2 separate regions of the Homo sapiens genome follow, and region 2 is linked to region 1. A link is a loop called in an ENCODE intact Hi-C map of the cell type or tissue named here. Cell type or tissue: tibial artery. All regions are shown on one strand.

Region 1 (5,000 bases):
TGAATGCATATGAGTGTATGTGTGTGCAGGTATGTATATGTGTGTATGTGTGAGTGTATGAGTGTATGTATGTGTGTTTGTGTGTGGGCATGTATGTGTGTGCACATAAGCTGGACCTAGTGAATGACAAATAAATGAAATGAATAAACATTAATAAAATATGACGAAGCTGGCAGGATGTCATTTCCAAGGTCACCTTGTAAAAGACTGAGTTTAATCTTGCTTTCACTGTCTTTTGCCTTCTCAGCTTGCTCATTTTGATGAAGCAAGCTGTCATGCTGGAGGGTCCCATGTGGCAAGGAACTGAAACCCTCTGTTCAACAGCCTATGAGCGAGAAGCCACATGAGTTTGGAAGTAGATCCCTCCCTAGTCGAGCCTTGAGATGACAGAGCTGTGACTGACACCTTGGCTGTAGCCTGTTCCAGACCCTGAAGCAGAGGATCCAGTTAAGTTTTGCTCAGATTCCTGAGCTACAGACATTGAGATAATAGATATGATTGTTTTAAGATACAGTGTTTTGGGTTAATACATTATATAGCAATAGATAATAAAGACAGATTTTAGTATCAATGTAATGTTGCGGTAAAAAATGCCTGAGGCCGGGCATGGTGGCTCACACCTTTAATCCCAGCACTTCGGGAGGCCAAGTCATGCAGATCACAAGGTCAGGAGTTCAAGACCAGCATGACCAACATGGTGAAACCCAATCCCTACTAAAAATACAAAAATTAGCTGGGTGTGGTGGTGCATGCCTGTAATCCCAGCTACTCAGGAGGCTGAGACAGGAAAATCGCTTGAACTGGGGAGGCGGAGGTTGCAGTGAGCCAAGTTTGTGCCATTGCACTCCAGCCTAGGCAACAGAGAGAGACTCTGTCTCAAAAAAAAAAAAAAAAAGGCCTGAAAATGCAGAAGTGGCTGCAAAACTGGACAGTGGATGAAAGTGAATGGATTTTCAGGTGTGTGATACAGAAAGCCTAAACTGCTTTGGACATATTGTTAGCAGAAATCTCAGCTTTGGGAACACTGCCAGTGAAGGTTCAAGAGGAAGTGAGGGACATGTTATAGAAAATTGGAGGAAGGGGATTCTCATCACATAGTGGCAAAAGGTTTAGCTACACTGCTGCTTGCAGTTATGCGGAGTGCAGAACTTGGACCTAGCAAACTGTGTAGTCTAGATAAGAACTTCAAGGAAAATGTTGAAGGCATTACCTGGTTCTTCTTGCTGCTTATAATAAAATGTGAGAGGGGAAAGTGAAACTGAAGAAAGAACTGTTAGAAAGACTTGATGACACAGAAAATTCTCATCCTTTGCAAATAGCAAAAGATGCTAAAATTAAGAATATCTAAGCAACATTCAAAATTTTCTAGAAATAAAGGCAATATGTGATTGTGCAATCTTTTGTTAAAATCTCAGAACAGTCATAATATCAGAGTACAATTGAGACACCTGAAGGGCCCTTTTAAAAAATTGTGTACCCACAATTCCTCTCTATTGAGTCATGGGGTCTGTAAAAAGCATAAGGGTGTCGTCCCTAACCTTTCTCAGCGGAAGTCCAAATTAGAGAGGAACACATCTCAAAGAGATAGGTAACTGTGGCTTTGAAGCCACAGTTTAATTTATCTAATGAAGTGGGTTCCAGTGAGATTCATAGAAAACCCACAAATTGTCTGAAAAAAACTACATCAGCAAAAGCACTTCCAGCTTGAACTAAAAGGGACAGAGCCAGGGCAAAATGAAAAGAGGCAATTGGACCTCAACGTTTGACCGGCAGGAAGGAGGCTGAGAGAACTGCTCAGAGGCAAACACATTTTGTCTTTCATAAAAAAGTAAGTATACTAAAAGGACAAAAGTAGGAGCCCAGAGGGTAGAGCCAAGAGCCACAGAGAATGATTCCCAGGCCTTGAGACCTAACCAAAAAAATTCCAATGTTTTCCCAGCTGTACTTCAGAATTGCTATGGATCAGTGCCTACTGTGTGCCTCCCATTTCCCCTTTTATGAACAGAAAAGATTATACTGTTTATCCCATGCCTGTCCCTCCATTGCATGTAGAGTGAGTGAGGGGAAGATAACTTTTGTCTTGAGTTCATGAGTATAAGACTGAAAAGTGCTGTACTTGAGGATCTGTACTTAGGCAACCTCATCTAAGGAGCCTCACTCATCCCCTGGACTTGATTTAAATGATGAGATTTTTGACTTTGAGCTGGTGCTGTAATGTAATGAGATTTGGGGGGACCTTGTAGGACATAAATTATTAAGAGCCAGGAACAGCCTAAGTTAGGCAGCTCCCGAAATGGTTCCCAGGGGTCTCCACCTCTTAGAGTTTACACTCTAATGACCCTTTCTCTTTGCGGAGGTAGGAAGCTGAACCTGGTGGGTAGCTTCTAATGAACAAAACACAGCAAAGGTGATGGGAGGCCACTTTCAAGACAGCGCTATGAAACACTGTGACTTTCCTCATGCTTGAGCTTGCTCTCCTTCACATGCTCACTTTGTTGAAGCAAACTGTCATGCTGAAGAAATCCAAAGGGCAAGAAGCCAAGGACAGCCTCCAACCAACAGCCAATGAGGAGCCAAGGCCCTCGGTCCAACAGGCTGGGAGGAACTGAACCTGCTTGTAAGGATGCAGTATGCAATGGACTGAATGCTTGCATTCCCCAAAATTCACACACTGAAATCTTAATGCCAACGTGATCGTTTTAGGAGGTAGAGCCTTTGGGAAGTGATTAGGTCATAAGGGGGGAGTCTTTATGAATGGGATTAAGTGTCTTTATGAAAGAGGCCTCAGAAAGCTTTCTCATTTCTTCTGTCATGAGAGGACACAGAGACAACATGGCCATCTATGAACCAGGAAGCGGGGCCTCAACACGCACTGAATCTGCCAGCACCACAATCTTAGACTTCCAGCCTCCAGAACTGTAAGAAATAAATGTCTATTTTTTAAGCCACCAAGTCTGTGCTATGTTTTGTTATGGCAGCCTGAACTGACGGAGATACAGAGCTTCCTCCATTCAAGCTTTAAAATGACTACAACAGGCCAGGCACGGTGGCTCGCACCTGTAATCCCAGCACTTTGGGAGGCCAAGGCGAGCGGATCACCTGAGGTCGGGAGTTTGAGACCAGCCTGACCAACATGGAGAAACCCCATCTCTACTGAAAATGCAAAATTAACTGGGCATGGTGGCACATGCCTGTAATCCCAGCTACTCAGTAGGCTGAGGCAGGATAATCACCTGAACCCAGGAGGCAGAGGTTGCAATGAGCCGAGATCGCGCCATTGCACTCCAGCCTGGGCAACAAGAGCAAAACTCCATCTCAAAAAAAAAAAAAAAGACTACAACAGTCCCAGTCAACACCACAAGGGACCCTGAAGCAGGGGACCCAGGTAAGCCTGTGCACCATTGTATATGCCCAGATCCCTGACTTGCAGAAACTGGGTGGTAATAAGTGCTACTGTTTCAAACCATTGTGTTTTGGGGTATAATTAGTTAAGCAGAAATAGATGACTAAAACGTCCCACTTTCCAGGGGAATAGGGGATTACCTGGGTACAAGTAATGACCTTGGACCAGTCTCACCTGTGACCCCCAGGAATCCACATCACTGAAAATGCTTATTTGAAATGAGGTTCAAGGGGTGGTCCTGACCTTCCCAGACTAGGACCAAGATGGTTCTTATGGACACTGCTGCTTGTGAATGGAGGTGAGGGCAATGGCTTCTGATTCCCCATAGCTCCCCATAGCTCCCGTGAGGGCTTCTGTTACCATGACACCTTGGATCTATACCTATGCCATGCCTCCCTGGTCCCTGAGAGCAATGTCACTGTCACTAGGGATCTCAGAGCCCATTCATGTGTCCACTAGCAGAGAGGGGCCACCGCACCTGCACACTGACCCCTCAGCCAGATTGAACCCAGCAGGCTCTGGCTTCCCCAGGGTGAGTGTAGGAGAATTAATGCTATGGGGGTCTTGATGAGGTGAGAGATGCCTGGTAGGGAATTCCCTCCCTCCCCTGCCCCACTGCTGGGCTGTTCTGAAGCCCAGTTGTTCTCTCGGCCTATCTGAAATGCCCCACAAGAGGCACAGGTGCCTGTGGCCATGTGGCTGCTTGTCCTCCTAGGACACCCCACCCTGCCCCTGCCCCTCACCCTGCTTTCCTGGGCTTCCACTCCCTGCAGTCATCACAGGAGCCTTTGCCTCAGGCTCTGTTTTCAAGCTGAAGATGGCACTTCAAAAAAGCCAGATGAGGCTCTAGACCAGGCCAGGTTGGAGGACTACAGCACCAACTGTGATCCGGCAGTGGGAGCAGCCACCAGAGTTTCTGCCCCTGCATGAGGCTCCTGAAATGCCCCAGCAGGAGTAAAGTCCCTGCATTCCCTAGACAGGGGTGGAGCAAAGGGGCTTTTCTCAGTGCTCAATGTGAGTCCCCAGCAACCAGCAAAGAGGGGATGGCCATGTGGCAAGGACTGACAGAGGGGACCTAATGCCCAGGGCCACCCAGAGAACCCTCAAGTTCTCCAAAGAGCTGCCTGCTCACCTTCTGTGAGGCATGGGCATGGAGCTGTGCTTCTGCCCCACGTGTGCTCCAACAGTAGCTCTGGCCGCGGAGGGAGGAGGGAGCCCAGGGACTTTGTGACACTGTTTTTCACCGTAAGCTTCCTTAAACAAACAACATTGCCACGAGCCAGAATTAATTGAACCCACATGCCAGTGTTCTGAGTGGCTGCCTCTATGTGTATGTGTGTATAGAGATATGTAGGTGTGCATGTGTGTGCATATATATGTGTACTGTGTACTTGCATATCATGTGTACATGTGCATTCTGTGGTGTGCTTGTATGTGCATATGTGTGTGAGTGTATATGCATTGTGTGCATATATGTGTGTGTGTATGTGTAGTGTATGTGCATGCATGTATATATGTGGGTATGTACATAGGTATGTGTGGATGTGGCTGAATGTGTGTATGTATGAGGGTGTGTGAATGGGTGTGTAGGTGCATG
Region 2 (5,000 bases), 120 kb before region 1:
AGGAGGTGGCACAGCCTAGCACAAGCCCATAGACACGAGGAGGGGACGCCAGCACCCACCCACCCCGCCAGAGGCAGGATCAGGCCCGCTCGCCTAATCTGGTAAAATGTCACAAACATCATCTCCTACATGCATGGAGAGAATCAGATGGTGAGGAAGCAGCTGAGGAGAAAGACATGATCCACACTCCCCACTATCATGGACAGATAGCATCCCATTAGAGGTGAAAAAAGCTTACAGAATATTTATAGATGATTGTCAATTTGATTAAAAGGTAGAAGAGCAAACAGCTTAAAAATACCGACTTTAAAAACCTCTAGTGGCTCAGCGCGGTGGCTCATGCCTGTAATCCCAGCACTTTGGGAGGCTGAGGTGGGTGGATCATTTGAGGTCAGGAGTTCAAGAACAGCCTGGCCAACGTGGTGAAACCCCATCTCTACTAAAGATACAAAAATTAGCCGGGCATGGTGTTGCATGCCTGTAATCCCAGCTACTCGGGAGGCTGAGGCAAGAGAATCGCTTGAACCCAAAGGGCAGAGGTTGCAGTGAGCCGAGATTGTGCCACTGCACTTCAGCCTGGGTTACAGAGCAAGACTCCGTCTCAAAAAAAACGAAAACAAAAAACAACAACAAAAAGCAAACAAACAAACAAAAAACCACCTATAGCCAAGCTCAGAAGAGAGAAAGGAAGGGCTTAGGTGCCAGAAATGAAGCAGAGACTCAAAGAAAGCAGAAGCGTACTCTTCTACGCCAGAACACCTAGACATGGGTGAACAGCGCTGGCCGCTTGGGGTCAGAATCGGGATTGTGGACCTACCCAGAGAAGCGAGACTCAGCATTGAGCTGGGAGAATGGAAGGACCATCCTGCCTTGCAAAAAGAAAAAAGAAAAAAGGAGAGTAGAGAAATTCCAGCTGCCAGGCCAAGAAGGTGTCAAGAAATAATGTCATCTGCCTGGGGCTCTTCATGGGAAGGAAACGGATTCCCATGAGAAATCAGAACCTCAAGCTGTACCACCTGCATGTAAGGACTCCAATTTGCACTTTTCATGTGGTTCAGGGAATCTTGAGCCAAGAAATGAATGCAAAAACTTGTCCTGAATGGGTGAAAGGGCCCCCAGCAAAGGGCAAACAAAGCCATTTTGTGGGAACATTTTCGCAACCCGGGGCCTCCAGGACAGCTCAGGCTTGGTCTCCCACATGCCACATCCATTTCCTGCTGAAACTCTGCTGCACATGCAGATCACAATCTCTACATTTCCCACTGAAGGGAATCAGAGCTCCTTAAGGAGGGGCTGACTCCAGGCCGAGGGCAGCGAGACTATCAGATGCACTTGGTATACTTTTTTTCTTTTCTGAAACAAGGAAGCTACTAAAACTATTAGGGTCGTGTCAAAGGAATTAGGGCCATAGATAGGACAATAAGAGCAACAACAAAGATAATAGGGAAAGGGATTAAAAACAAGCTCTTTCAATCTTGAGTATATAATGGTGCCTAATTTAAAAAAAAAAATTCATTACAGAAATTAACTCATTATTTTGAAAACTGGTAAAGAATCAAAAATTTATCCTGCTATTTTAATTTAAGATCTTTAAGATGGAGAGCACTACTGATATTTCAAAGATCAGTAGAGACACAAGATAGAAATAAAGACGTAAAAAGTTACAGACCCTGGGGAGTACATGGCACCCCTGGGCACCACACACACAGGGAGGTCAAGAATCACAGGGAGAGAGAGAGAGAGAGAGAGTGAGAAGGGGACCCGTAGCCAACACCTTTACTAGGCCCAGGGCATTATTCAAACAGTATTCCTACAGGGAGTTTTACTTGGTGGGTCTAAAGCAAGCAGACATTGAGTTTCAGGAGGTCACGCAGTGGCTGAGAGGTAGTCACTGCTGCCCATCTGCAGTCCATACAGGGTGTGAGGGTCACTCGCCAGTCAAGCAGGGGGAAGTGATCACTAGGAAACAGTTGTATACGAAGATATCTGGATGGATCTGCCATATTGAGGAACTAGGGGGAATGGGTATAGAACTGGAAGTTGTGTCAAGGGTGACTGGGCCCCAGTTTTGGTATGAGAAAGTCCAACTTATATTTAAAATGGATACTGAGGCAAAATAAAATTATAACCATTCATACACTGCCTTTCCTATGTAAACTCTTCCACTGTGTATCAAATAGCTAATGAGGGAAAGTTTCTTCTTTATAGAAATTCCATCCTATAAATGATGAAGGAATACTAGAAGTAGAACATCCTAATTTTGCCCCTTTAAATAAGTTAATGTGTGAGGGCACTGAGCATCAATGGTTTCTTACGCCACAAAGAGAGGGATTATGATCGGCGTCACATGCTACCTGATGGAAGTTCACAATATCATCTGTGCACTCAACAGATCAATCAATTAGCGAAATCTAAGTGTGAATAAACCTCTGAGTCCAATTACCAATTTATAGGAAATACAGAGAATAGAAAAGCAAGTTAAATAAAAATATGGGGAGGAAATTAGCAAAATCCAGACTATTGTGAATTCTGTAAGGCAGATGATTTGAGAGAACAAGAAAGAGAGGTAAGGAGGGAAGTTACAGATTAAAAGAAAGTTATAATATGTGGCAAAATCTCCCAATGTAAGGATCTTATATGAATAGTCGCTTAAAAATAGATTTAAACAGTATACACCACAACCAAGTGAGGTTTGCAACACAAGAAAGACCAGTTTGATATTTGAAAATCAATTAATGTAATCTGTGACATCAACAGCCTAAAGAAAAAAAGTACATGATCATATTAATTGATTCAGAAAAAGTGCTAACAAACACAACATTTACACACGATTTTTAAAAAATATTTCAATCATGTATAGTAGGAATGGAGGAGAACTTCCTGAACTTGATTAAAGAACAGTTTAAAAATCTGTACAGCTAACATCATAGTTAATGTTGGGAAACTGATACTTTCCCTCTAAGTTTACGGAGAAGACAAAGATATCTTGTCTCATCACATTTACTCAACATTGTATTGGAAACCCTAACTAGTACAATAGGACAAGAAGAGGAAATAAAAGATACGCAGATTGGGAAGGAAGAAATAAAACTATCTTTGTTCACAGATGACATGATTGTCTATATAGAGAAGCCTAAAGAATGAACAACAAACAAAACCTCTTAGAATTAATCAAGCATAGTAAATTTGCAGGATACACAGTTAGCATACAAAAGTCAATCACTTTCTTGTACATAGCAATGAACAATGAGAATTTGAAATTAAAAACACAATAGCATTTATAATGGTACCAAACTCTGAAATGTTTAGGTATAAATCTAATTTTTGAATGTACAGGATTTATATATAGAAAACTACAAACTATTAGGAAGGAAATCAAAGCTCATGGCTGAAAGAATCGATTATCGGCTCTTTCCATTTTGATCTGTAGATTCAATGAAGTCCCAATAAAATCTGAGCAAACTGTATTTTCTGCTTCTAACACATATGGAAAGGCAAAAGACCAAGAATAGCCAACACAATACTGAAGAAAAGAGAAAAAGAAGGAAAAGTAGCAGAAGTAGAAGTGGAGACAGAGGAAGAGGAAGAGGAGGAGGAAGTAGGAGGAGAACAGCAACAACAAAGTCACAGGACCCCACAGTACTGATTTTGAGACTTACTATTCTAAAGCTACAGCAATCAAGGCAGCGTGGTACTGACAAAAGAATAGACATGAGGTCAGCAGAACAGAAAAGACAGCCAGAAATAGACCAACACAAATATATGGAGTCAACTGGTCTTTGATAAAGAAGCAATGGTGATTCAATGGAGAAACAATAATCTGTTTAACAAATGATTCTGGAAGAATTGAATGTTCATAAATGAAAGATAACACAAAAAGATGAGCCTAACGTAGACCTCATACCTTTCACAAAAATAACACAAAATTGATTATAGACCTAAATGTAAGATCATAAAATTTCTGGAAGAAAACATAGGAGAAATTCTACATTTTGCGTTTGGCCATTAGATTTTTTTTTAATTTTTATTTTAAAAGCTTTCGGGGGTACAAGTGTGTTTTTTTCTTTACATGGGTGAATTATACAGTAGTGAATTCTGAGATTTTAGTGTACCCATCACCCAAGTAGTGTACATTGTACCTAATATGTAGATTTTTTTCATCCCTACCCCTTCTCCCACCCTTCCCCTTCTGAGTTTCTAAAGTCCATTATATTACTCTGTATGTCTTTGTGTATTCATAGCTTAGCTCCCACTTATAAGTGAGAACATATGGTTTTTGATTTTCCCCTCCTGTGTTACTTCACTTGGAACAATGGCCTCCAGCTCCATCCAAGTTGCCGCAAAAGAAGTTATTCTGTTCCTTTTTATGGCTGAGTAGTGTTCCATGGTGTATATAGGCCACATTTTTTTATCCACTCATTAGTCAATGGGCACTTAGGTTGGTTCCACATCTTTTGTGATTGTGAATTGTGCTGCAAATGTCTTTTTCGTATAATGACTTCTTTTCCTTTCAGTAGATACCCAGTAGTGGGATTGCTGGATTGAACGGTAGATCTACTTTTAGCTCTTTAAGGAATCTCCATACTGTTTCCCATAGAAGTTGTACTAATTTACATTCCCATCAGCAGTGTATAAGCTATCCCTTTTCCCCACATCCTCGCCAACATCTATTATTTTTTGACGTTTTAATAATGGCCATTCTTGCAGGAGTAAGGTGGTATTTATCTCATTGGGGTTTTCAATTACTAAACATTTTCTTTACCAGTTTGGTGGCCATTTGTATATCTTCTTTTGAGAAATGTTCATTCATGTCTTTTGCCCACTTTTTGATGGAATTGTTTATTTTTTTCTTGCTGATTTGCTTGAGTTCCTTGTAGATTCTGGATGCTAGTTCTTTGTCATATGTGTAGTTTCCAAATACTTCCTCCCATTCTGTGGGCTATCTGTTTACTCTGAGTATTATTTCTTTTGCTGTGCAGAAGCTTTTTGGTTTAATTAGG

The links. A loop is a pair of places that touch in the nucleus more often than their neighbours do. Peaks named below come from ENCODE experiments on the same cell type or tissue, not always from the same donor. Only the 100,000 strongest peaks of a DNase experiment are listed, where the experiment ranks them.
Region 2: it touches region 1 in a loop (1.9-fold over the local background); 2 of 110 quality-filtered maps call a loop at or near these places.

What each region holds. Positions count from the first base shown.
Region 1 is chr9:89,712,060-89,717,059 of GRCh38, reverse strand. The region is part of intron 5 of LINC03062 (long intergenic non-protein coding RNA 3062); the gene reads right to left. Among named protein-coding and RNA genes, the nearest start is that of LINC03062, 75 kb to the right of the region's middle. RefSeq lists an enhancer at 4,285-4,785. In tibial artery, no CTCF peak of the experiment used is centred here; no DNase peak of the experiment used is centred here.
Region 2 is chr9:89,832,032-89,837,031 of GRCh38, reverse strand. No RefSeq gene overlaps it. Among named protein-coding and RNA genes, the nearest start is that of MIR4290, 190 kb to the left of the region's middle. In tibial artery, no CTCF peak of the experiment used is centred here; no DNase peak of the experiment used is centred here.